Linked DNA regions of Homo sapiens: regions 1 and 2 are each linked to region 3. A link is a loop called in an ENCODE intact Hi-C map of the cell type or tissue named here. Cell type or tissue: gastrocnemius medialis. All regions are shown on one strand.

Evidence for each region. Hi-C counts contacts between places; a loop is a spot of excess contacts. Peaks named below come from ENCODE experiments on the same cell type or tissue, not always from the same donor. Only the 100,000 strongest peaks of a DNase experiment are listed, where the experiment ranks them.
Region 1: it touches region 3 in a loop (7-fold over the local background); 66 of 110 quality-filtered maps call a loop at or near these places.
Region 2: it touches region 3 in a loop (4-fold over the local background); 24 of 110 quality-filtered maps call a loop at or near these places.

What each region holds. Positions count from the first base shown.
Region 1 is chr9:109,435,964-109,443,963 of GRCh38, reverse strand. It overlaps PTPN3 (protein tyrosine phosphatase non-receptor type 3), which reads left to right. Exons shown (of 26, transcript NM_002829.4): 8 at 5,730-5,850; 9 at 6,994-7,081. Among named protein-coding and RNA genes, the nearest start is that of PTPN3, 58 kb to the left of the region's middle. In gastrocnemius medialis, a CTCF peak has its summit at 3,072 (motif pointing left); DNase peaks (open chromatin) are centred at 3,076 and 6,482; H3K27ac peaks cover 2,747 bases.
Region 2 is chr9:109,240,889-109,248,888 of GRCh38, reverse strand. EPB41L4B (erythrocyte membrane protein band 4.1 like 4B) reads left to right here. Exons shown (of 26, transcript NM_019114.5): 14 at 1,100-1,133; 15 at 5,207-5,271. Among named protein-coding and RNA genes, the nearest start is that of EPB41L4B, 76 kb to the left of the region's middle. In gastrocnemius medialis, a CTCF peak has its summit at 4,166 (motif pointing left); DNase peaks (open chromatin) are centred at 3,018 and 4,178; H3K27ac peaks cover 2,633 bases.
Region 3 is chr9:109,516,906-109,524,905 of GRCh38, reverse strand. It overlaps a transcript of PTPN3 not described here. Among named protein-coding and RNA genes, the nearest start is that of MIR3927, 9.4 kb to the right of the region's middle. In gastrocnemius medialis, CTCF peaks have their summits at 4,021 and 4,229 (motif pointing right); a DNase peak (open chromatin) is centred at 4,215.

The DNA.
Region 1 (8,000 bases), 81 kb after region 3:
GTGAAGAGCAAGGTGGCTGGGCCTGCAGCTTACCCACCCACCTGCATGGAACCAGGAGGTGGAGGGCAGGGGACATCAAAGATGACCCTATTCACGAGTAAGACGAGTACCAGAGTTAGTCTCTCCATCGATACCTGCATCGCCTCCTCCTTAGTGGGAAACTCAAAACAGGCGAATGGGCCTGGGTGGATTTGAACCTTCCCTTCTCCCTACAATATACCTGGGACAGGCCCGGCCATTTCACATCCATATGGGAAGTGGCATGGTCACCAGTTTGTATTCTTATGATCTGTAGACCTTGTGAACTCTGTGTCTGCCAGGCCAATCAGCTGAGGAGACTGAGCCTCCCCATGTCTCAGAGCAAGTTTGGTGTTCACAGCCTGAGCTTCAGGTTTATGAGGCAGGAACACTAACTAGAATATAGGCATATTCAATTTAAATCCTGGCATCCCTGGCCAGGTGTGGTGGCTCACGCATGTAATCCCAGTATTTTGGGAGGCTGAGACGGGAGGATCCCTTGAACCCCAGAGTCTGAGACCAGCCTGGGTATTATAGTAGGACCCTGTCTCTACAAAAACTGAAGAATTATCTGGGCATGGTGGTGTGCATCTGTAGTCCTAGTACTTTCTAAGGCTGAGGCAGGAGGATCACTTGATCCCAGGAGGTCGAGACTGGCATGGGCAACACTATGAAGCCCCATCTCTACAAAAAATAGAAAAATTAGCTGGGTGTGGTGGTGCGGTGCCTGTAGTCCCAGCTACTAGGGAGACTGAGGGGGTAGTATCTGTTGAGCCCCAGAGGTTGAGGCTGCAGTGAGCCATAATCATGCCATTGCACTCCAGCCTTTGTGACAGAGTGATACCCTGTCTCAAAAAAAAAAAAAAAAAATCTGATGTCTCCGGTGGCCAGTTATGTGGGATTGCCTCTCCTAATCTTGGTTTTCTCACCTGTAAAACTGAGGTGAGTGATTTAAGACAGCTCTCAATATGGCTACCTTGGTTCAAATTAAGCAATAATGTGAAGGTGATCTGTAACTAAAAATTCTTTATTGTTGGACCATCCCTGGCTGAGTCATTGAGAACTGGACTGGAGCCATATACCTAGGTCTTGCCTTTTCCACTTGTACCTGCCCGACTTTGAGCTTCTCCAGACCTCAGTTTCATTACCTGACCCATGAGGATAATAAGTGTCTCCTTCAAGGGTTGTAGTGAAGATGAAATGAGTGACTGTATGTAAAACTATTAGAATAGTGCATGGCACGTGTCAAGTGTTAGCTCTTACTGTATTTTCATGTCTGCCCAGAAGAAAGCTGTCAGGGAATTGCCTGTTGTAAACAGTAAATTCTATTTAGAGTAAAATTTAAAAAGCAAATAAAGAATTCTATCGCAGGCTTCAGTAGTCAGGTTCCCTTCTGCAAAGAACTGATAGAATGGGGGCTAAAGAAGTTGTGGGCACCTAAAAAGTACAAACTGGCTTCAGTAGAAATAGTCACATTACTGTCATGCTAATAGAATCATGGCTTATCAGGCAAGCAGTTTTAAGTATAAGCTTTTATCCCTCCACCCTCAATAAATATATATATTGCAGAGCATACATTTCTTTAAGATTAATACTTGTGCCAGGCACGGTGGTTCACGCCTGTATTCTCAGCGCTTTGGGAGGCTGAGGCAGGCGGATTGCGTGAGCCCAGGAGTTTGAGACCAGCCTGGGCAACATGGTGAAACCCTGTCTCTACAAAATATACAAAAATTAGCCAGGTGTGGTGGTACACCCCTGTAGTTCAAGTTACTGGGGAGGCTGAGGTGAGAGGATTATTTGAGCCCTGGAGGTCAAGGCTGCAGTGAGCCATAATTGCACCACTGTGCTCCAGCCTGGGCAACAGAGTGAGACTCTGTCTCAAAAAAAAAATTAATTATTGTATATGAAATTACTGGATCAAAAGGTACACCTACATTTTATGATATATTTTGCTAAATTCTTCCAAGAGGGGCATCTGATATAAGTCCTCACTGTGACCAGCTAACCAAAAGCACATTTTCTTATTACATAAAAAATAAAGTCCGGCATAGTGGTTTGCACCTGTAATCCCAGCTACTTGAGATGCTGAGGTGGAAGGATTGCTTGACCCCAGGAATTAGAGACTGCAGTGAGCCATGATCATGCCACTGCACACCAGCCTGAGCAACAGAGCAACCCCATCTCTTAAAAAAAAAAAAGTGATCTTCAGGTAAAGTACCCAAAAATATACAATGATGGAAAATTGTTAATGGCCTGCCAAGGCTTTATGAGGCTCAAAGAATAAAGTATATTTTTTGGAATATATGTTTATTCCAGAATGTTCCCTGCACCTGTGCCACATAGAGGTCTGTACCAGCCTCAGGGTGCACAGATGGATAAAACACACTGCTCTCCCCAAGGAGTCTACAGCCTGTAGGGAGGCAGATGTGGATGATACTAGCAGTGGAGATGGCCACCAGGGGTGCACTTCATCCTGCTTAGGGAGAGGGGAGAGCATCTGGGAAAACGTCCTAGGAATGACCCCTGAGAACCGCCTCTAAGATCAGGTTGGAGTTGAATGAATAGCAGGTAAAAGTCTTTCCAAGTACAACAGCCGGGCAGCTTGAAATGCTGTACTTTGGAACCTGGGATATACCCTCTCTTTGCTGCAAAACATAAAATATTATCAACCAGAAGAAAGCATGGAACTTAAAATGACAAGGTATTTCCCACATAAGCACTTCCTTTTTTGTTTGCTATAATTAGCTTTTGCATGTGTTGCTTTCTCACAGATAGGAAAATGGATTACTTAGGAGTTTGGAGCATATAGTATAGTAAGTAGGTAAGAGCAGGGACTATGGTCAGAGTCTAGCCTCCAAATTAGCAGCTGAGCAACAGTGGCAGACCCCTTTGGGTCTGTTTCCTTATGTGTTTAGTGGGGATAAAAAGCATTGCCTATATCACAGGGTTACCATGAGTAACAAGTGGGATGACATCATTGAAATCGATGTGAAACCGCCCAGTGTTTTGCAAATGTTTATCACTGTTTAACTTTGTTTCCCCCTAGTGGTTAGCACAGAGCTTTGCACAGAGTGGCCGCTTAGGATTTAAAGGGAAAACCACCCCACAGGGAGGCTCATTGGTTGTGTTCGAAGCTCAGAACATTTGTCAGCAACTTGCCTAAAGAGAGAACCTTGCTGTTCATGTTTGCAGAATGATACCAGGGATGGGACTGTTAACTGGTATGATGGATAACCTTATTGGGATCCAGGAGGATCTCCATGAGCTAATGAAACCAACAGAGTAAAGGTTCATAGGACTCCACCTTGAGGATCAGGAAAAGTCATTTACAGCATTTGGTTGGCCTTTGGGGACATGATTGCTGCCATCAAATGGCCAGCAGCGGCTCACAGGCCTGGCAGGCAGGCTGGTGGGGTGGTAGGAGCACTAACTGGGGTTCAGATCACCTGGGTTCTGATCTTGACCCTGTCCCAAAGGTGTCTTTTCCTTTCCAGACCGCAATTTCTTCACTCTTAACATGAGAGCTTTGAAGGAAGTGATTCTAATGCTTTCTAGCAATTTCCTCATTGGGCATGCTGTGTCAGGGCATTTAAATGATTTCCTGTGAACGCACCATGTGCGCTTAACCCTGCACAAACTCACCAGCCACATAGCCTTGACATTTCTTTCCACAGCTTGGCCACATTTGGCTGGCCTTAACAGCCTCTGGTCTAACCTTGACCAAGTCTGCATGCATTGGTCACTTGGCTCTCTGCCCTTTTCCCCTTCCAGAACTGAAATTTGCATCAGCCTCTGTACAGATCAGTTCTGAGCACCCAAATTTCTGAGCACCTACTGTGTGTCATGCCTGGTGCTGGGGGCCCTAAAGGTGAGTCTGACCCACTCCCAGCACTTGAGGCACAGTGTAGGAAGGAAACAGATCCCTTCGTTATGGTGTGGATCTCAAAAGAGCAGCCCTGTGTTGTGAGGGCAGTTAGGTGAACAAGGCTGAATGAAACATAACCTTTGCATCTTCCCTTTTTTTTTTTTTCTTTTTTGAGACAGAGTCTGGCTGTGTCACCCAGGCTGGAGTACAGTGGCTCAGTCTCGGTTCACTGCAACCTCTGCCTTCCAGGTTCAAGCGATTCTCATGCCTCAGCCTCCCAAGTAGCTGGGATTACAGGCATGCACCATCATACCTGGCTAATTTTTGTATTTATACTAGAGATGGGGTTTCACCATGTTGGCTAGGCTGGTCTCAAACCTCTGACCGCAGGTGATCCACCCGCCTTGGCCTCCCAAAGTGCTGGGATTACAGGCGTGAGCTACCATGCCCGGCTGCATTGCCCTTTCAACTTCATGGTGAAATTCACCCAAGCAGCTACCTGTCTCACCCACTTCCCTTCTGAGATTGGCCACAAAGTATCACCATATCTTTCCCATACTCTGCCCTTGTAACAGAGAAGGAGTTATTTGATTTGGAAATCTTTGGTGTTGAATTGAGAGTCCTCAGGAGGCTCCTGGCATTGCAGCGAGCTACAGGAAGAAATTCATTAAAATATTTGGAAAGATCAGGACTAATTTTTTTTTTAAAGATGAAGTAGAAGCTTTTTTTTGTTTTGTTTGTCAAGAAAATGGAATACGAGATCGGTTGCCCCATTAGAGGTAGAGATTATCTCCTCAATTCTGTTTTTAGACAAATGGGAAAACTTGTGGAGAAGGGAAATGGATGTCCTCAGGTCCCATAAGCCTGGTCCTTTGCTCTTCACCTGGTGCCATCCTTTTTCCCAGTTTCCTCAATGGTCCAGACACCCAAATGGTTTGAGTCCTTGAGGCAGCCATGGACACTTGTACAGGTTGAGCACTGCACAACTCTCAAGAATGCCCATCACATCATAGGCATCAACAATTCAATTCACATTGGCAGACAACAGTCAAGGGTCTCAAGGGAGCAGTACCATTTTGCCCAGGGGCTAGTCTGGAAGTCACCCTTCCTTTTCCCTCTGCACCTGCAGGTCCCTAATGTGATTCCCCTGATAGCCCCAGAATCTCTCTTCATATCTTCTGACTCCCCTTAGAATGTGTCTTTCTCCCTAGGAACTTTGCTGTTGCCTGAGCCCTGACCATTCAGCCCCACTCCCACCCACCTTTTGTCCCTGTGGCCTCTGAGCACATCCTGGTCCCCTTTCTTCCACACCTCCCTGAATCCCAGGGGATGGGTCAGGATGTGGAGAGTGGTCAGGTCGGCATGGCCTCCCTTCTGCCTACACCCAGTTTTTAGAGCAGATTGGTCCAGTGTTATGGTAACCTTGGGGTATGGCAGAGAAAGCCTGCACCGTGTGTGGCATATGGATTGTGGCATTTCCCCCAGTGGGTTCTCTTTATCCAGTGGCATGAGTGCAAACTGCTGTGCTGACCACAGTGTATGGAAGAGGTGTGGGATTAGAACAGGGCCTAGGTTCAAACACCGTCTCCTAATTTTCTCCCTCTGTGTCCTTGGGGAGAATGAGAATTTGATTGGATCATGTGTGATAGTATCTTAGCCTATAGTGAAGGCTCAGATAAGTGTGGAATCTGGAGCTAGTGAGAAGCTTCAGTTCATGTGGTGTAGAACTTACCAGAAGAGTATTTCTAATTAATGTTATTCTGATGATGCTGTAGATGCTTATAAATGCAAACCATATTAAAAAGGCAAAACTAATTATGATTTTCCCCTTCTTCTGTCTTGATAGCTCATTTTGGAGACTATAATTCTTCCATACATCATCCAGGCTATCTTTCCGATAGTCACTTTATACCCGATCAAAATGAGGACTTTTTAACAAAAGTCGAATCTCTGCATGAGCAGCACAGGTGAGGGGGGCTGGGGTGGCCTACTTTGGGGACTTGGGTTGGGTATTTTCAGACATCATATCCCTTTGTGTTTGATGCAGCCTCTTTCTTTTGTGCATGAATCCTCTTTCAAGATGTCGGGGGTTTTTGAACCTTTGAGCTGGTATGGTGGCAGATATATTTGGCATAACTAGCATTTCTGTAAAGTGTAAAATCCAGTAAGAGTTTAGGGTGATAGCTGCTGCGTCCTTTTCAGGATGTCATTGAAATCAGTAAATTCCTGAAGGAAATGCCCATTTTGAAATCTGATTGCCCCACCAATGGACTGTACCAAGGTAAACCTCTTAGCAGTTTACCACATTTAATAAAACAAGCTGTTCCTTCAGGTCTTGTTAAACAGACAGACAGATGGACGTACAGTGCTGACCAGTCTCCTGTGTTCAGTTCATGAAAAGTGCCCTATGTCCAAGTGGGGAGCATGAGTCTTCTGCAGTTGCCCCTGCGTATTTGTTGCGAGCCTCAGCTCCAACACATATGCCCAATTCTGGCTGCTCTTCCCCTTCCTTGTTTTACTTAAAGCTACAGCAGCAGCTGTGCAGTCCAGGTCAAATAAAGGCCACCCTGACCAAGAAGGCCAGCTCTCAAGGGGCTGCTCTCTTCTTGGGAAAGCCATAAAAACAAAGGCCAGGCAACCAAGTGTCCTTTCTAAGAAGGCATTGCCAAACCTCTCTCCCAGAATTACTCCCAGGGCAGAAGTCAATCTCCTAAAATAGTACGGGGCCAGTGGCGTTTGAAAGTTTGAGGCCACTGCCAAAAGAAGAGATAAAGGCAGAGAGACCTAAAGATTCCCTACTAATTAGCAACTTGGAATAATTAGGGCAGGGATTCTGAAAGGTAACAGTCTTCTCCGTCTGAATATTGTGAGCCCACTAAAGGGGAAGTATTATTTAATTTAAAAACAAGAGGGTCTAGAGGGAGTCACATTCAATGGATAAGAATAAAAACTTGCTTTAGTAGAATTTAGCATTAGATTGCTGAAGATTGATAACATAAGGCATTTAATAACCTTACAGAAATGGTATCAAATGTTCTAGATTTTTTAAAATTGGAGTTAATGCCCTCTCTTTATTGGATGAACTCTGCTTTTTGTCTTTTCTTCCGTAGTGGGCTAAAACAATCAGAAGCAGAATCCTGCTATATCAACATAGCGCGGACCCTCGACTTCTATGGAGTAGAACTGCACAGTGGTAGGGTATGTATTCTTGTTATGTCTTGGCTCAAACATTATGTTTTTATTTTAATCTCTGAGAGTTTGAAAAATTCTTTGATGAAACTATTTCTTTTTCATTATAACAGGACTTTTTAAAAGATATTTGGAAGGTTTATTAAGTAATGCTGAATTTTTTGTTGGTCATTTGTCCAATTGCTTTTTTTTAATGTTTGCTTTTGTACTTGAAGACTTTTCCCTTTTGAAGGGTTAGGGGACTAGAAACTAGTAATTTTTGTAAGACCATTTTATATTATGGTTTTAAAAGGCAAAAAATAGGTATAAATTCATTTTTCAGGTGACGGTTTAAGGAGCCAAGATTTCTACTACTTAATCTCAAGTGTTGCTCAAATTGGAGATAGTTACTCATATATGATAGTTTTTTTAAAAAGATTATGGTGATATAATTGTTAAAATCAATAAATATTTGAAATTAGTTGTGGCTACTTTAGTAGGATTTACTAACATCTGTCATCTGTCAAGCAATTTCTATGCACCAGTGGATTATTTCCTGCGGTAATACCATGAGTTCCATATGTTATCATTAACCCCATTTTACAGATGGAGAAACTGATACTCAGGGACATAACCGAGGTCACACAGCACACAAGTTGTAGCTTCAGCACATGACCCCTCACTGTCTAATTAGCATCTGACCTTTGATCAGTGGCATACGTTTTCTACCTGTGATTGGTCCACATCATATCCAAAAGGAAGCAAAAATTAATTGAGCACCTACTATATACTAGCCTTTATCCAGATGCTTTCATATGAGACCATAAGGTCTCACCTTGTGATCATAGAAACCTTGTGAAATCGACATTCTAGTTATTCCCGTTTTATAGATGAGAAAACCGAGGCTCATAGAGATTGAGTAAATGATCAGATTTTAAATCTATGTATT
Region 2 (8,000 bases), 280 kb after region 3:
ACGAGGTTCCACCGTATTAGCCAGGATGGTCTCGATCTCCTGACCTCGTGATCAACCCTCCTCAGCCTCCCAAAGTGCTGGGATTACAGGTGTGAGCTACCACGCCCGGCCTATATATATATATTTAGCATTTAAGATCTCATCAGCCAAGCACAGTGGCTCATGCCTATAATCCCAACACTTTGGGAGGTTGAGGCTGGAGGATTGCTTGAGCCCAGGAGTTCAGGACCAGCCCGGGCAACATGTGAGATCTCATCTCTTAAAACAAACAAAAAGATTCCATCGAAATAGGATCATGATGAGGAGCCCTGAGCCTTTTCTCAGTCCCTCTAAGAGCCAAGTTGGTTTAGCAGAAAGAAGACAGGCTTTAGGATTCTGCAGATGTTGATTCTAGCCCTGGCTCCCACTGACCAGCCAGGCGACCCTGAGCAGGTTTCCCAACTCTCTGTTAGGCAACTGTTCCTTTATCTGTAAAACGAGGTGGTCACATTTGTTGACCTCATAGCCTTGTCGTGTGGATTAAATAATAACAGATGTGAAGTTCCCAGTACAGAGTCTTGTCTGGAGAGAACATTCCAAAGTGGTGGCCAGATTATTGACAGTGGTTTTAATAGCAAGGGGACCCACATGTGGCTCCCACCACAGTACCCAGTGGGAGATGCTCAGGAGGGATCGGTGCCTCCCCCTGCCGTGGGAAGAGGCTCTGCGCATCACTGGAGCTTCTGGTGCCGGTGCTGTGAGGTCTCCCAGCAATGCCAGGGCAGGCCTGAAATGGGAGTAAAATTACTTGGTTTGCCCAACTGAAACAGGACCTCATTTTTGTCACCAAAATATGACATTGAGACTGCATTCTGGAATATTTCCTACTGTTTCTGTTTGTGAGCTCTAAAAGGACAAGTGAAAGTTGCTGTCTGGGGTTTTCCTTGTTATATGTTCATTTTAAACAGCCAATAACCAAAAAAAAGTCATTATGTGGAAGTTCCTATTAGAGTATGTAGCACATAGGAATAGTTCATGATTGTTAAATAAATCATTAATAATGCCACTCTACAACCTATTTTTCTTTTTTTTTCTGTTTTTTGTTTGTTTGTTTGTTTAGCTCTAAAACAAATCCAGAAGTCCATAATTACCAGGTAAGATACTGCTTTTAAAGGTTTTCTTTAAAGAAGGAAAATTTTAAAAATAAAATTTAAAAAAAGGTTTTTGTAAAGTTTCTAAATTTTCCATAATGAGCAGTCATCATATTTGTAATCAGATTTTGAGAAAATAATAACAATATTTGTTTTTTTGAGAAAATGGTAAGAGAAGAGCCCTTTCCTTCTGACCCCTGCCACTTCTTGGCCATCTGAACTGCCTGTTTTTCTTAACCTTGTCAACTGGCAAGCATCAGGGACATATGTTTAAGTTTCTGGGTGGCCACACACAGCCCCTTAGTGGCATTCAAGTGAGGCAGCTTTTGGTCAAAGTGTGTTTTAGGCCTAGGGAACATGAGTCCCTTGAGATGGGCTTCCAGGAAAGGATGTTTTGGTCAAATGTTTGGGAAATGTCACATCTTTCATTCCCCTTCTTGGATTTTACAGTGTCCACTGAGGTATAAAAGTACTGAGAAATCCTGCAAGAAAGACATGTTTTATTTTTTTAAATGTATTGTTTCCCCAAATTATTTGCGAATTGCTCCCCTCTCACGCCCCTGATTAAAAAAAAAAAAAAAAAAACTAGTCTTGAGCTGGCACGGTGGTGTACATCTGTAGTGCCAGCTATTTGGGGGAGCTAAGGCGAGAGGATCACTTGAGCCCAGGAATTCAAGGCTGCAGTGAGCTATTATCATGAATACCACTGCACTTCAGCCCAGACGACACAGTGGGAACTCATCTATTTAAAAAGACAAACACTAGCCTCAGCCCCTTCATATCTTTTTTAAAAAAACGCTAGCCTCAACCCCTACCATTTTTTGGTAGTGGTGAACTCATTAACACGAATAGATACATGGTTTCTAGAACCTGCTTTGTAAAGCACTGTGCTAGGTGATGTGCTAGGCCCATTGCCTGCAGGAAGGAGCACAGGTACGTTTCTATGGCTGGCGTCTTGCTGTTTCTCAGGACGGCCAACCAGGGCCTGTGCCGCCTGCCAGCTCACCCATGCCTGGTAACATGGAAGGTGTGGTTTACAGCTCAGCCTGGATCAAGCACATTCTTCCTAAGCCACTGTGGGTGGCTCTCTCTCTGGCCATTCACAGCCTTGTACCACCTGGTTCCAACTTCTCTATTTATTTCTCACCACTCCCATCACGCTCCATATGTTCAACTCACAGGGAATTGCATAATTGTTGCCCCATAATTTCTTCCCACCATTCTTTGCCCGTGTTTGTCTGCCTGGAATTCCTTTGCTTCCTATCAGTATATTAAAGTATCTCTCAAAGACCAACTCAGAGTTGGCCACAGTGGCTCATGCGTGTAATCCCAGCACGTTGGGAAGCCAAGGCAAGAGGATCACTTGAGCCCAAGAATTCAAGACCGGTCTGGGCAACATAGTGAGACCCCATCTCTATTTTTAAATAATCCTGGGTTCAAGTGATTCTCTTGCCTCAGCCTCCCAAGTATCTGGGGTTATAGGTGTATGCCACCACGCCCGGCTAATTTTTACATTTTTAATAGAGACAAAGTTTCACCATGTTGGCCACGCTGGTCTCAAACTCCTGACCTCAAGTGATCTGCTCGCCTCAGCCTCCCAAAGTGCTGGGTTTACAGGTGTGAGCCACCGTGCCCGGCCAGGGTTCTTGAATCTTGTTATTCACTGATTGTTTTTTGTTAAGGGGTTTTCAGGTGTGAGTAACTGAAAAGTTGTAGAGACAGGTAATTGATAGGTGATCAGTGCTTGAAGGAGAGAAAAATTTTAGAAAAGCAAAGCAGCTGAGCACTGCCTGTGCCCTCTCCGCATAGCCTGTAGTGTGTTCTCACTGTGCGTTTTCTGCTTAGAGTGAACATGAGGCGATTGTTGAAATCAGATCTACTGAAACTCATCTAGGCATTGTTATCGCAACATCATTGGCAACCACGGGTCCTTTGGACCTTGCCAATCTTAGAGGTCTTGTGTTCTATCAAGGGTTGGGAATAAATTGACCGGGAAGAGAACGTCCTGAGAAGTGGCCTGATTGGCATGTGAATACCGTGAAGGGTATTTGAGAGGATGGTGTTGCAGCATTTATCTTATTTCAAGCACTGCAAGGTCAGCCAGCTGCAAAGGATGGATCTCTGTGTTCTCAATGAGGACGCTGTTGGCATTTGGGGAGGGAGAGTTCTTCATTGTTTGGGACTGTCCCTGGAATTGCAGGATGATTAGCTTCCCTTTTCTCTCTTACTATGACAAGCAAACATGCACACAGTCATTTCCCATTGTCCTCCAAGGGATATGAGTGTACCAGTTGAGAACCAGCTGGGTTAACACTAAAATACTCCTTGACAGTTGAGAATGTGAATAAATTGCCAGAGGAGACCAAGGAAGTTTCCAAAATCTTTTTCCAGGTCTGTGGCTAAGGTTCCCACCTCTCTCTCTGATGAATCTGATTTGGTTGTGTTTAAAGCCAGAGGAAAACATAGAGGGTCCAGTTCTAGGTCAGCCTTTCTCTATTGTTGAACAGCCAATGAATGGAACCTCATTCTGGGCCTGTCTATGTGATCAAAACACCTGGAACAGTTAGACTCTGGGCAAATCATCTAAACTCTGTGGGTTTCTGTAGCCCCTAAAGGAGAAATATGCAGAGATTGCAGCAGGGAGATGCTAAAGCCCTGGTCAGCTCCCAGATCCTGCTACTGAGGTATTTTCTCCAGATTCCTTTTCCTGCAGCATGTCCTTCCGGGGGCTGCAGAGTCTGCTTGCTGACAGGCGTCTTTGAAGGAGAAAGGAAAGGCTGCTTGAATACAGAACAGGCAGGGAGGGCATCTCAGGTCCATGAAAATGGAACGAACAGAACTGCTGAGATTCTCTGTGCCAGAGAGCAGGCCACTGCTTACTAAGCAAAGTATCCTGAGAAGGAGGGGAAGAAATAATTAAAAGAGTAACAGTGGCAAGACTGTAGTGACTTAAATGTCAGGAGGGCCTAATTTGCCCCTTAGGAGATTGAGCCTTGAGAAGCCCCTGACTTCTGCTGATGTCTAGGACCACTGCCCTCTGCAGGCCAGAAGTGGAAAGGCAGGCTGCTACCTAGCCGGCTAGGGCTGCACCTCAGTCCGTTTGTGAGTACAGGGTCTGTGTTCTCTTCTTAAAATGGACAACTTCCTTCAAAATTAGCGGGGTGTGGTGGCACGTGCCTGTAATCCCAGCTACCCAGGAGACTGAGGCAGGAGAATCGCTTGAACCCAGGAGGTAGAGGTTGCCAAGATACTGCCATTGCACTCCAGCCTGGGTGACAGAGTGAGACTCTGTAAAAAAAAAAAAAAAAAAAAAAAAAAAAAAAAGACAACCTTCAACCTCCTTCCTTCTCTTCTTTCTCTTTCTTCCTTCCCTTCCCTTCTTTTTCTTTCTTCTCTCTTTCCCTACCTGCCTTCCTTCCCTCCCTCCCCTCATCCCTTCTTCTCAAACTCTCTCCCTCCCTCCTGTTTTATCAGGATGATAAGCGCTCTGGATGGTTTTGTTTGTTTTGGTATTTTGTTTTGGATTGCATTTTAGAAGATTATTTTTATTGCATAAACCAGAGAGAAAGAAAAAACCTTCACCCACGGCCCTGCTGCTTCACTTAGCATCCCTGTCCAGTCCTTGTCTGTGTGCAGATGTAACTGTTCCACATGGTCATTGTCATTTTCAGCAATGACAAAAATTGTTTCTGAAGAGAGAAGTTGCCTCCCACTCTCCCCATCTCTCTGACACCTTCCGCCTCTTCCCTTGGGAAGATGAATACAGCTTGTCTCTGGTACTCCGGACGACCCCCTTCAAGGCCGGTGTTGTCACCTTCTAAGGGCAGCTTCCCAGCCCCTTCACAGGGAGCCGCCTCTGGAGAGGGCAAGAACCGGCACTGGGTGCCAGCCCCCAGCCTTTGTCAGAGGGGGAAACGTGATCGTCCTGGGAAACATCCACCCCCTAGCCAGGGTCTATAGCCTTTCCATTCTTAGTCCCCCAGCCCCTCGGGTGGATGCCAGGAACAGACAAAGCGAATGAGGACCATTGAAATTAAAAGGTCATCAAATAATCAAGTTTGGTGTTTTATTTCTAGCCTCAATATCATCCTAATATCCATCCCAGCCAGCCCCGGTGGCATCCTCACTCTCCAAATGTCAGGTAAGTGCTGGTGCTTCCAGAGCTGCACCTTCGAAAGCTTTCCTTTCTCTAGAAAAGTTCAGATTCTGCTTAGTTAGGAGTAGAAAGTCTGCATCAGAAATAACCCTTAAGGGATGCATTGTCATGGCCGAGATGAATAAATTTTCAAAGCAAAGGTAGCCAGTGATGTGTGTGGATGTATCAAAGGTATGCTTTGTGAAATAAAAAATGAATTGATTTTTTAAAATCATTCTGATCTCATATATTCTTGGTTTTTAGTTTTGTGTTCAAGATGTTACTGAAAATTTCTAAGTAACATTTTTCTGTCCTGAGAATTTGTTTACTTTAAATGTGATGAAAGCTTGGGGATTTTGTTGTCATGGGGTTTTTTTTTTTTTAAGGATTTTTTTTTTTTTTTTTTTTTTTGCGGGGGTGGGCTGGGGGAATGAGTTTGCTTTTTGTGGCAATAGATATTTTTTCCCTAAACTGAGGGGTCAATAAACTTTTTCTGTAAAGGATCAGACAGTCAATATATTCTGCTTTGTGGTCGCTGTCACAACTCCTTAACTCTGCCATTGTACTTTGAAAACAGCCCTAGACAATCCATAAATGAGAGGCTATGGCTGTGCTTCAATGAAACTGATTTAGAAAAACAGTGGGATTGGGCCGAGGGCTGCCATTTACCAACCTTGGCCCCAACCTACCATAATCCTTTCTAAGCCAACTGGCATCTGCTGGACTGTGTTTATAGTTAGGCTTGACAGGTTTTTTGTTTTTTTTTTTTTTTTTTTAAGGCTAGCTTTGTGAAAGCAAATGTTCCTTTTAAGATTTGAATTTTAGATCAGTCTTAATTGGTGTTTATGTGTGAAGCTATTTCAGAAACATAGTTGGCAAGTTCAGTTTGCATAAAGGTGAGGTTGCTAGCCTTTCTCTGAGAAAGTATGGAGAATAAAATGCTGGAAATAAACCCACTTAGAGCAAGGCCAAAAAAAAGTTTGTTGGGGAATTTTGTAACCCCAAAGCGTGATTGTTTATAAACACTTGGTAGTCACTTAACTTTTTAAAGCAGATTAGGTTAGTGGAGTAATAATTCTAAATCTTACTGTATTTCAAAGGTGCTTTATTCTTCAGACGTAAGAAACAGAAGAGATTTCTAGAAACGCTATTTTAATTAACATTGTTTTTACAAAAGTTTGTGCTTATCATTGCCTGTTTTATCATGTTAGTTTCCTTCTGAGGCATGGCCTAGAAGCAGGCCTTCTGAGGAAAGCCGTAAACAGTGCCTCTCTGGGGTGGGCCTGCTGTTGGCAGCTTTAGTGTCATCTGGAAGCTTGTTTAATGCAAATTCTCAGCCCCACCCCAGACCTACTGGATCAGAATCTATGGGGTGGGGCCCAACATTTTGTGTATTTTCAAGCTCTACAAAGATACCCCATGAAAACAGAGTTTGTTAGTCCAACACTTTTGGCAAATGCTGCCTGAGGCATTCATGGTGCATGCTGGCATGCCTCCAAGCAGCCCTGTAGTAATGGAACATTTTCCACCTTCACTTAGCTTTCTCCAGACGGACTTGACCCATGAGACACCCTTTGAGAAATGATGACTTGACCATAGACAGACCCTTGCTCTGCTTGGAAGTTCATAGGTGATCTGCATCTGAATTTTTAAAATTCTTACTAGGAAATCCATTCATTTCCATTCATAGCCATCCCCATTCACATGGCTCATGGTTCCCCCTGCCCCATTTCCTTTGTGCTTGTGTTGTTTCACTTACATTTCTGCATTTTCTTCCATTCTCCCACTAACCATTCGCTCTGCAAACAAAACAGGCCATCCTTTCAGGATGACAGGTCGCATTGGAAAGCATCGGCCAGTGGAGATGACAGCCATTTTGATTATGTCCACGACCAGAACCAGAAGAACTTAGGAGGGATGCAAAGTATGATGTATCGAGATAAACTCATGACTGCACTTTGAGAGACTGAAGCATCTCTCTTCCATTCACCTTCATAGTTTCATTGCATTCCATGAAAAGTGTCTTGGCCTCAGATGGATGGATGTGTTTGGACGAGTGTCTTTAAGGAGTAGTCCTGAAAGGTGTTTTTGGTGTCCATGTAAATATTTGAAGATAAAACCACTATAGCTTGTCATAATTTACTGTTGACTGCATTCTCATTAAAATGAAGGTAAAGGCTCAGGAATCATATTGATGTTCTGATTTTAAAATTGGAGTCAAAGTCTATGTTTATCATTTTACTATGTTCCTGATGTTCTTTGTTATTTAATTAATGGGAGCAAATAAAACCAGAAGAGCTTGGGAAGATTGCTCAGCATATATTCCTGTCGTAGAAGTTGAGATTGCTAGGGTCCAGTTTCCCTAGTGTGGCCTGGACGAGTCATTTCCCCTTCATTGACCTCATTTTCCCCATCTGAAAAGAGAGGGTTGGACTAAGTGATCTCCAAGGTCCTTTCCAACTCTAAAATTCTGCAATTTGTTAACATTTCATTTTGTTTAGGTTGAGGACATACATTCAAACTAATTTTATCACAAGGAAAACTGCAATACCCACTTCCTTGACAGAGTTACTCCTTTCAGAAGCTAAATAAAGTATATAACTTATTAGATGTTATATAGATACAGGGGGACTTTGAATTTCACATCTTAAAGCAGTTGAGCTACTTTGAATTTAAGCAGTCGTACTAATCTTAAATTGCATAGCATTTGTTTTGATCGAATTTGCTGCTCAAGT
Region 3 (8,000 bases):
ATTAGCCAGCTGTGGTAGTGCATGCCTGTAGTTCCAGCTACTCGGGAGGCAGAGGTAGGAGGATCACTTGAATCAGGGAGGCAAAGGTTGCAGTGAGCCAAGATCATGCCACTCCACTCCAGACTGGGCGACAGAGCGAGACTCCATCTCAAAAACAAAACAAAATCCAAATCAAAAAACTATATAGCTATCACAAAAGGAAATTACTTAAAAGGAAAAGAATCCATAACGATCCTATCAGTCTTGCACAGCAAATATTCTCAAGGCTTTGTCCACATGCAGACATATTTTTACACAATTATATTCATTGTGGCAATGTGACTTAGCTTTTACTTTTGCAGTTACCATTTATTATAAACTTCTTGTTTATATCCCTACACAGGGAGGCAGTTTAGGCTCATGATTCTGAGTGTGGGCTTTGGAGTTAGACAAACCTGGGTTAAAATCTCAGGCATTTCACATGAGTAGTGAGTCTTGAGCCAGCTCCTTAATGTATCTGAACTTCAGAGGCTCCAGCTGTGAGATGGGAATAATAGTACCTCCTTCATAGGTTCATTCTGAGGATGGATGTTTGTAAAGGCACAGCAGCAAAACAACTGGCACTCTTCAGGCTTTCAATGAATGGCAGCTGGGTTGGTTTGTTTGTCTGCTGGTTTTTTTTTGAGACAAGGTCCCACTCTGTTTCCCAGGCTGGTGTGCAGTGATACGATCATAGCTCACTGTAGCCTTGACCTCCTGGGCTCAAGTGATCCTCCCATTTCCATCTCCTGAGTAGCTGGGACCACAGGTGCACATCAGGCCCAGCTAACATTTTTATTTTTTGTAGAAACAAGAGTTTCTTTATGTTACCCAAGCTGGTCTTGAACTCCTGGGCTCTAGCAATCCTCCCACCTCAGCCTCCCAAAGTGCTGAGATTACAGGTGTGAGCCACCATGACCAGCAGCAGTTGTTATTGTCATTGGACCAAGTAGTTATCCACTGAAAGGAATGACATCCCAGGGAGGTCATTGCAAACAGACCAAGGGGTTGAAAGAGGAAGGAAAGAATCTCATTCATGCTCAGCAACTGGGACTCAGGGACCCTCAGGAAGAGACTTGCAGAAGGCCGCATACACTATGTGTGTGTTTGTCTGTGCATGTGTGTACACATTTATATAAGCTCTAAAGATCCGGGAGTCTAGGCATGTATGGGGTGAAGTTACCACATTTGAGCATAATTCTGGAAAAGGAGAATTCCAGAGGGTCCCCAGGTCACCTGTTTCAATGGCCACACAACATAGCAACAAGAGCCATAAAGAATGAAATGCAGAGCCCAGTTGAAGACATTCTCTTGTTTTCTCTCCTTGAGTCTTCAAAGGAGTCCTTGGGAAATATGCCTGGAGGGCTGAAACTTATTAGGAGGTCAGACTCTGAAGACGAAAGAAAAGCATTCTTGTACCAGGTGGTATGCGACTATCAAGCCATTTAATCTGACTGTTTAAAAAAATGATATAGGCTGGGCACAGTGGCTCATGCCTGTAATCCCAGCACTTTGGGAGGCCAAGGCAGGCGGACCACAAGGTCAAGAGATGGAGACCATCCTGGCTAACATGGTGAAACCCCATCTCTGCTAAAAATACAAAAAATAAGCCGGGCATGGTGGCACGTGCCTGTAGTCCCAGCTACTCGGGAGGCTGAGGCAGGAGAATCGCTTGAACCTGAGGCGGAGGTTGCTGTGAGCCAAGATCGCACCACTGCACACCAGCCTGGGCGACAAAGCGAGACTCCATCTCATTAAAAAAAAAAAAAAAGATATAAATTTATAGAGAAGCACTATTCCAGGCACTTTAATGAACGTAATTAAATAATTTAATCCTCACAACAATCCTATAAAATAGGTATTGCTATTATCCCCATTTTACAGATAAGGAAACTGAGGCATAGAACAGCTAAGTAAACTTGTCCAAGGTAACACAGTAAATGGTAGAGTCAGAACTGAAAACCCACAGATCATGTTCTTCATCACTATTGTACCCCAAGCAGGTGAAGTGGGACATATTAATTATATTATAATTAAAGTTGAATGGTCTTCATGAAGATACCATGTCATAATTTGCTCAACCATTCCCTTTTGATTTAGTATTTTCCACTTTTAACTTTAATAAACATCTCATGCATGTGGCTTTTCACTTGTGTTGAATTATCTCCTTAGGATGGTTTCCTATGAGTGGCATTCCTTGGTCTGAGGAGATAAATCACTTTATAGTTGTTATTACATGTTGTAGTGTTTTCCAAACAGGCTGCAGTTTACAATGCCACTAGCAGGTACGCGTATATTACTTTCACCACCACCTTGAGCAGTGTGGGTGGAATTCTTTGTATAAATAAATATACATTTATAAAAATATTTGTTTAGTGTAATAGCTGCAAGGTTGGATGCTACAATGTGCAGCATCAGGCGTGCTAGTCAGCTTTTGCCGTGCTTCCAGGAGGTCCTCTTTATTCGAGGCCTCTTTATTCACTGAGTCAGCTCACCTGAATCTTGGCCATCATCCTCCATCAGGCCAGGCCCTGGACTTCGAAACTGTCTGAACTTTGAGAGGTGAGGGGCCCACACTTTTGGCCTTTGGTCTATAGCCTGCACTTAATGCCACAAGACATTGGCTAGGATTTCTTTTCCACTTGACCAGATGGCTTTCCTGCAAGGAACTGTAATGATTTAGAAGCCTAGATAGCTGCCCTCCTGGTCTAGGGTAAGTCCTGAGAGTTTAACATATTCCCAGGTGCGGTTAATGCTGATGGTCTGCCGTCCACACTTTGAGTCACAAGAACCTAAGACACCTTTATTCCTTAGACAAATCAGACAGCAAATAAAGCCCAGAAAGTCCCCATTATAACTCGCTAATTCCAGCTCTGCCACTGACAGGCTCTAGCCTCTCTAAGCCTCGGTTTCCTCTCTAAGGAGAGGTACCCTCTCTAAGCCTCAGTTTCCTCATCTGTAAAATGAAGGGATAAGACTAGATGCTCCCTGAGTCCCTTCTATGATTTTCATTTCCATCTTGGAATTTGTTAGCCCATTCATATTAGTTCTAACATAATAGTCATTCTACAAATAAAAGGATGAACACAAGCACCCTTGAAAGCACTGGGAGTACCAGGATGAGCAAGCTAGACCTCGTCTTTGCTTTTGTGGAAATTCAAGTCTAGTGGGAAAGACAACTAAATCAGAGTTGGAATATAGTTTGATAAGTATTTTGGTAGAAAAACCTCAGGATGTGAGGAAGCAAATAGAAAACAGATCTCACTCAGACAAGTGGGAATCAGAGAAGGCTTCCCAAAGGGATCATTCCTAAGCTGACACCCCAAGGATGAGAGGTGTGATGCAGGTGAAGTTGGGCAAAGGAAGTGGGACATGTTGCAGGCAGAGGGAACCTTACTGAAACTGGGATGCAATAGTTCCAAACTCAAGGCCAGGCGTGGTGGCTCATGCCTGTAATCCTAGCACTTTGGGAGGCTGAGGCGGGCGGATCACCTAAGTTCGGGAGTTCGAAACCAGCCTGGGCAACATGGTGATACCTCATCTCTACAAAAAATACAAAACCTTAGCTGGGTGTGGGGGTGCGCACCTGTGGTCCCAGTTACTTGGGAGGCTGAGGTGGGAGGATTGCTTGAGCCTGGGAGGTGGAGGTTGCAGTGAGCCATGATTCCACCACTGCACTCCAGCCTGGGCGACAGAGGGAAACCCTGCCTTAAAAAAAGTTTTGAATTCAGAACATCCCCCTCTGGCTGCAACTCTTTACCCCAACCTTTCTCCAGATTGCCATCTCTTTTTTTGTTGATTCATTGTTCTCTACATTCCATACACTTGAGTGGAGGGTATACATGTCACACACTCTCCTACAGGGCAGAGAGAGACTATCAAGGTGAGTAATGCCAGGCCTCGTGCTTAAAAAGACATGTCAGCCGGCAATTCCCATACAATGTGATAACTCTAATAACAGGTGGTACTGGGTGTGGGTGTAGAGGGCGTGTGTGCAAGTGCACTCAGGAAAAAGCACTTAAGAAAATAATTGAAATTGTGTGGGCAGGATCAACAGGACTTTCGAGTCTTTGCTAGGATGGAAGAGGACTGGCTTTTGCTTAGTGACATTGTGGCCTTCTGTGGACGCACTTTGTGGCTCACCATCCCCTTACCTTAACGTACGTGAATTTAACAAACCAGGCCACGGACAGTGCTATAACTGAACAGTAGAGGGCGCAAAGAGACTGTGTGCTTGACACAAACTGTCCCACATACTTGCCAATCCAAAAGGAAACACTGTCAAGAAGGCTCTGAAAGAAAGATGAGGGAACAGTTGAAGCCCAGAGAAGGAAAGGATCACACAGCTGATCCCCAGCACAGCAAGCATGTTCCGCTAGGCGCCTGCAGTTTACTCTGTCATGCTGTCAATTTTCCAAACTCTCAATTCATATACTTCGGGATGCTCCTAGAAGCACTATTCTTTTTTCCTTTCCATTTCTTTCTTTCTTTATTTTTATTTGGGGAGGTAGGGGAGCCATGATGTAGAGGCACATTTCTGTTTATAAATCTCTTACAAATACAGTACAGTACAACACTGAGCTGTGTGCTGTCTTTCTTCCTAATCTGAAATTGGAGTCAAGTTCCCTGGGGAAAATGCAATGGCGCAGAGCATGGGCTCTAGATAAATCTAGGTAAGTTTTGCCTCTTCTTGGTATGATCTTGGAGGCATTTCTTTTTTTTTTTTTTTGAGACAGACTCTCGCTGTATCACCCAGGCTGGAGTGCAGTGGCGCCATCTCGGCTCACTGCAAGCTCCACCTCCTGGGTTCATGCCTTTCTCCTGCCTCAGCCTCCTGAGTAGCTGCGACTACAGGCACCCACCACCACGCCTGGCTAATTTTTTGTATTTTTAGTAGAGACAGGGTTTCACTGTGTTAGCCAGGATGGTCTCGATCTCCTGACCTCATGAACCTTACCAACTCGGCCTCCCAAAGTGCTGGGATTACAGGCGTGAGCCAGCGTGCCCTTGGATGCATTTCTTAATCATCTCAAGGCTCTGGATCTTAATCTGTCAAACTGGGCATTGTTCACACATATACCTCACAAGGCTGTCAGGGTTAAGTGCGTTGATGCAAATGTGCTCTTAACAGTTCCTGGCAAGGAGCACTTGCTCCATCAAAGTGTCCTCTTATTCTCAATCTCCTGGCTGAACAGCACTGGTCAGCCTCCCTGCACGGGTCAGCCTCCCTGCACCATGAGGAGTCCAGCCCTTGCAGTCAGCAAGTTTGTTTGGCTTCAAGTCCCAACGCTACCATGTCATTTACAGGCTATGTGACCTTGAGGAAGTTCCTTCTCTGCCCTGGGCCACAGTTTCCTCATTCTTCAAACAAGGCTGATAAGGTCACTGGTATTACTACTGATGCTCCTCGACCTATGATGCAGTTACATCCCAGCGAACCCATCATAAGTTGAAAACGTACTAAGTCAAAAATACATTTAATACACCTAACCTACTGAACATCATAGCTTAGCCCTGTCTCCCTTAAACATGCTTGAAACACTTACATTAGCCTACGGTTGGGCAAAATCATCTAACACAAAGCTTGTTTTATAATGAAGTATTGGTATCTCTTATTGATGTTCAGCTGAATGTGTATTGCTTTCACACCACTGTAAAGTCGAAAGTTGTAACGTGAACCCTCTGCACTACTTCTTCTGTTGCAGGAAGAATTCCTTTTGACTCAGTTCATAACACATTTTCTGATGCCCTGATATGCCTTAGGCCCAGTGCTGGGTTCTGGAGAGAAAGAGACAGATGTTTGAGGAATCTAGAGGTCAAGTGGACTAGGCAGGCTGGTGGTCATGTTACCGGAGACTATGATGAATACAAGAGAAGGAGAAGTTAGGGGGCTCCAGGAAGTCTTCCTGGAGGAAGTAAAATGTTCAGTTGGCTTTTGAAGGATGAATAGGAGTTTGCCAGACTCCTTTAAAGTATGCTTTTTCTTATTCTCAGTCTTCTGGATGAACAGCACTGGTCAGCCTCCCTGCACTGACCTTATCAGCCCTGTTTGAGGAATGAGGAAACTGTGGCCCAGGGCAGAGAAGGAACTTGCTCAAGATCATGTCCTTCTTTAAAGTCAATGGAGATGGTTTGTGGAATTATGAGCCCTGAATGGGAGGTTTGTGACACATACCAGCCAGAGCTTTACTTCAGTTGTAACCTCAGGGCCCTCAAGCCCATTACTCCAACAAGTGTTCCTCTTTTCTCCCAAACACCCCTCTGGATGGAGGCAGGGGAGTCTTGGCAGGCTGGTGAATTAAACCTGCTTTAGAAGGAAGGAAGCCTTAATTACGGTGATTGGGAGATGGCAGGAGGCACCCAGACCACACAGATCACCTAGAGGCTGGGTCACCCTGATCAGCACCTGTCCAATGGGAGCATCCTATGGCCAAAGGTTCTCTGCATCTCTCTGCCTCCAATTGGACTAGGCATGACAATCTCAGCCTCTACTCCACCTCCAGTGCAGCCACACCAGGGGCCCTCTAGCATCCCATGAAGCTGTGAACTCTGCAGGAGGTGGGTGCCATGTCTGAGTTCTTTTCTGTAACCTCAGCTCCTGGCATAGAGCCTGGCTGAGAGGACCTCACTCAGTAAATGTTTGCTGAATTGAATTGAACTGAGCCCAGAATTCTTGACTCTTTCCAGTCAATGTTTTTGTTTTCCTGTCTTGGCAGGAGCAGAGGGAACAAAGAGGTAACTGGAGAGTATGTAATGAAGGGATTACTTAGAGAGACCTGAGCAGGGTTAAAGGAAACCATAGTGAAGCACCCAGAGACCAGCCACTGCAGGAAGCCGTAACCACCCCTAGGCCTGCAGGGGAAAAGAAAGGGAGCTGGTGAAGGATTTGGCAAGAGCTGCAGCCAGGAGAGAGGACCTGCTTGACAGGCATCATGGATGCAGTCATTGCCAAACCACAGCCTGCAGGGAGTGGCCAGGAGACTCAATGTCCACCCTCTCTCTCATCCTACCCAGCTTCTGCTAGGGTCTCCCACTGATGGAACCCAATGGCAGCCAGAGGCCAAAGAAGCCCAGATGGTCCAGGCCACAGAAGGCAGCTGTGCAGGCACAGGCCAGAGTGACTAGAAGTAGAGAGCACATCTGGATGGGCAAGGGAGAACAGCCAGCACCAGAGGCTTTCCCCAAATTATGGTTTCCATCACATGGTCATCAGAACTATTTCAGGAGCTTGTTTCAAAAGCAGACTTCCTGGGCTCCAACCCAGACCTACTAAATCAAAATACCTATCTCCAAACTAGACCTAAATCAAATACCTATGAGGCTTGGGAATCCATAGTTGTAGGACATTTCCCCAGCTGATTTTAATTCACATTCATTTTTGATAACCACTACCTTGAACAGGCGCTTTGGACGGTATAGCAGTGGGTACCGTTAGAGGATCTCTGGAAGTATAGAATTACAATAATTCTTAACTTGGTTAATTCATAATTTGAACTTATAGCATCACCTCCAGGTATTGGGACCTGATGATGTTGGTTCCCCAGGCCTGGGGGACCTCAAAGGATCAGAGAACCTCAACACATTCATCCAATGTAACTGAGCATGTATTAACTTCCAAGCCCTGTGGAGAGTTCTGGCCACACAAAGGTGAATAAAAATGGTCCTTGCTTGGGATTTCCTAGGATAACTCTTAGGTCCATCTAGGGATTCTTCTGGGGCTCCAAAGATCATCCTCAACATGTGAGGATGACTTTTCAGTGCCTCTGCAAGCACCAGCTATGGCCAGGCAAAGTAACAAATCAAACCCATGGCTTCAACCACTATCTACACACTATGACACCCGAATACCTATGTCTCCTGAGTTCTGAGTATTCAGCTGCCTACGGAATATATGCTTGGAGGCCCCACAGTTCCCTCCTATCCACATGTGCCTAAGAGGACCCCTATTCCATCCCTGCTCACCTCGCAAGTCCCCTAACCTA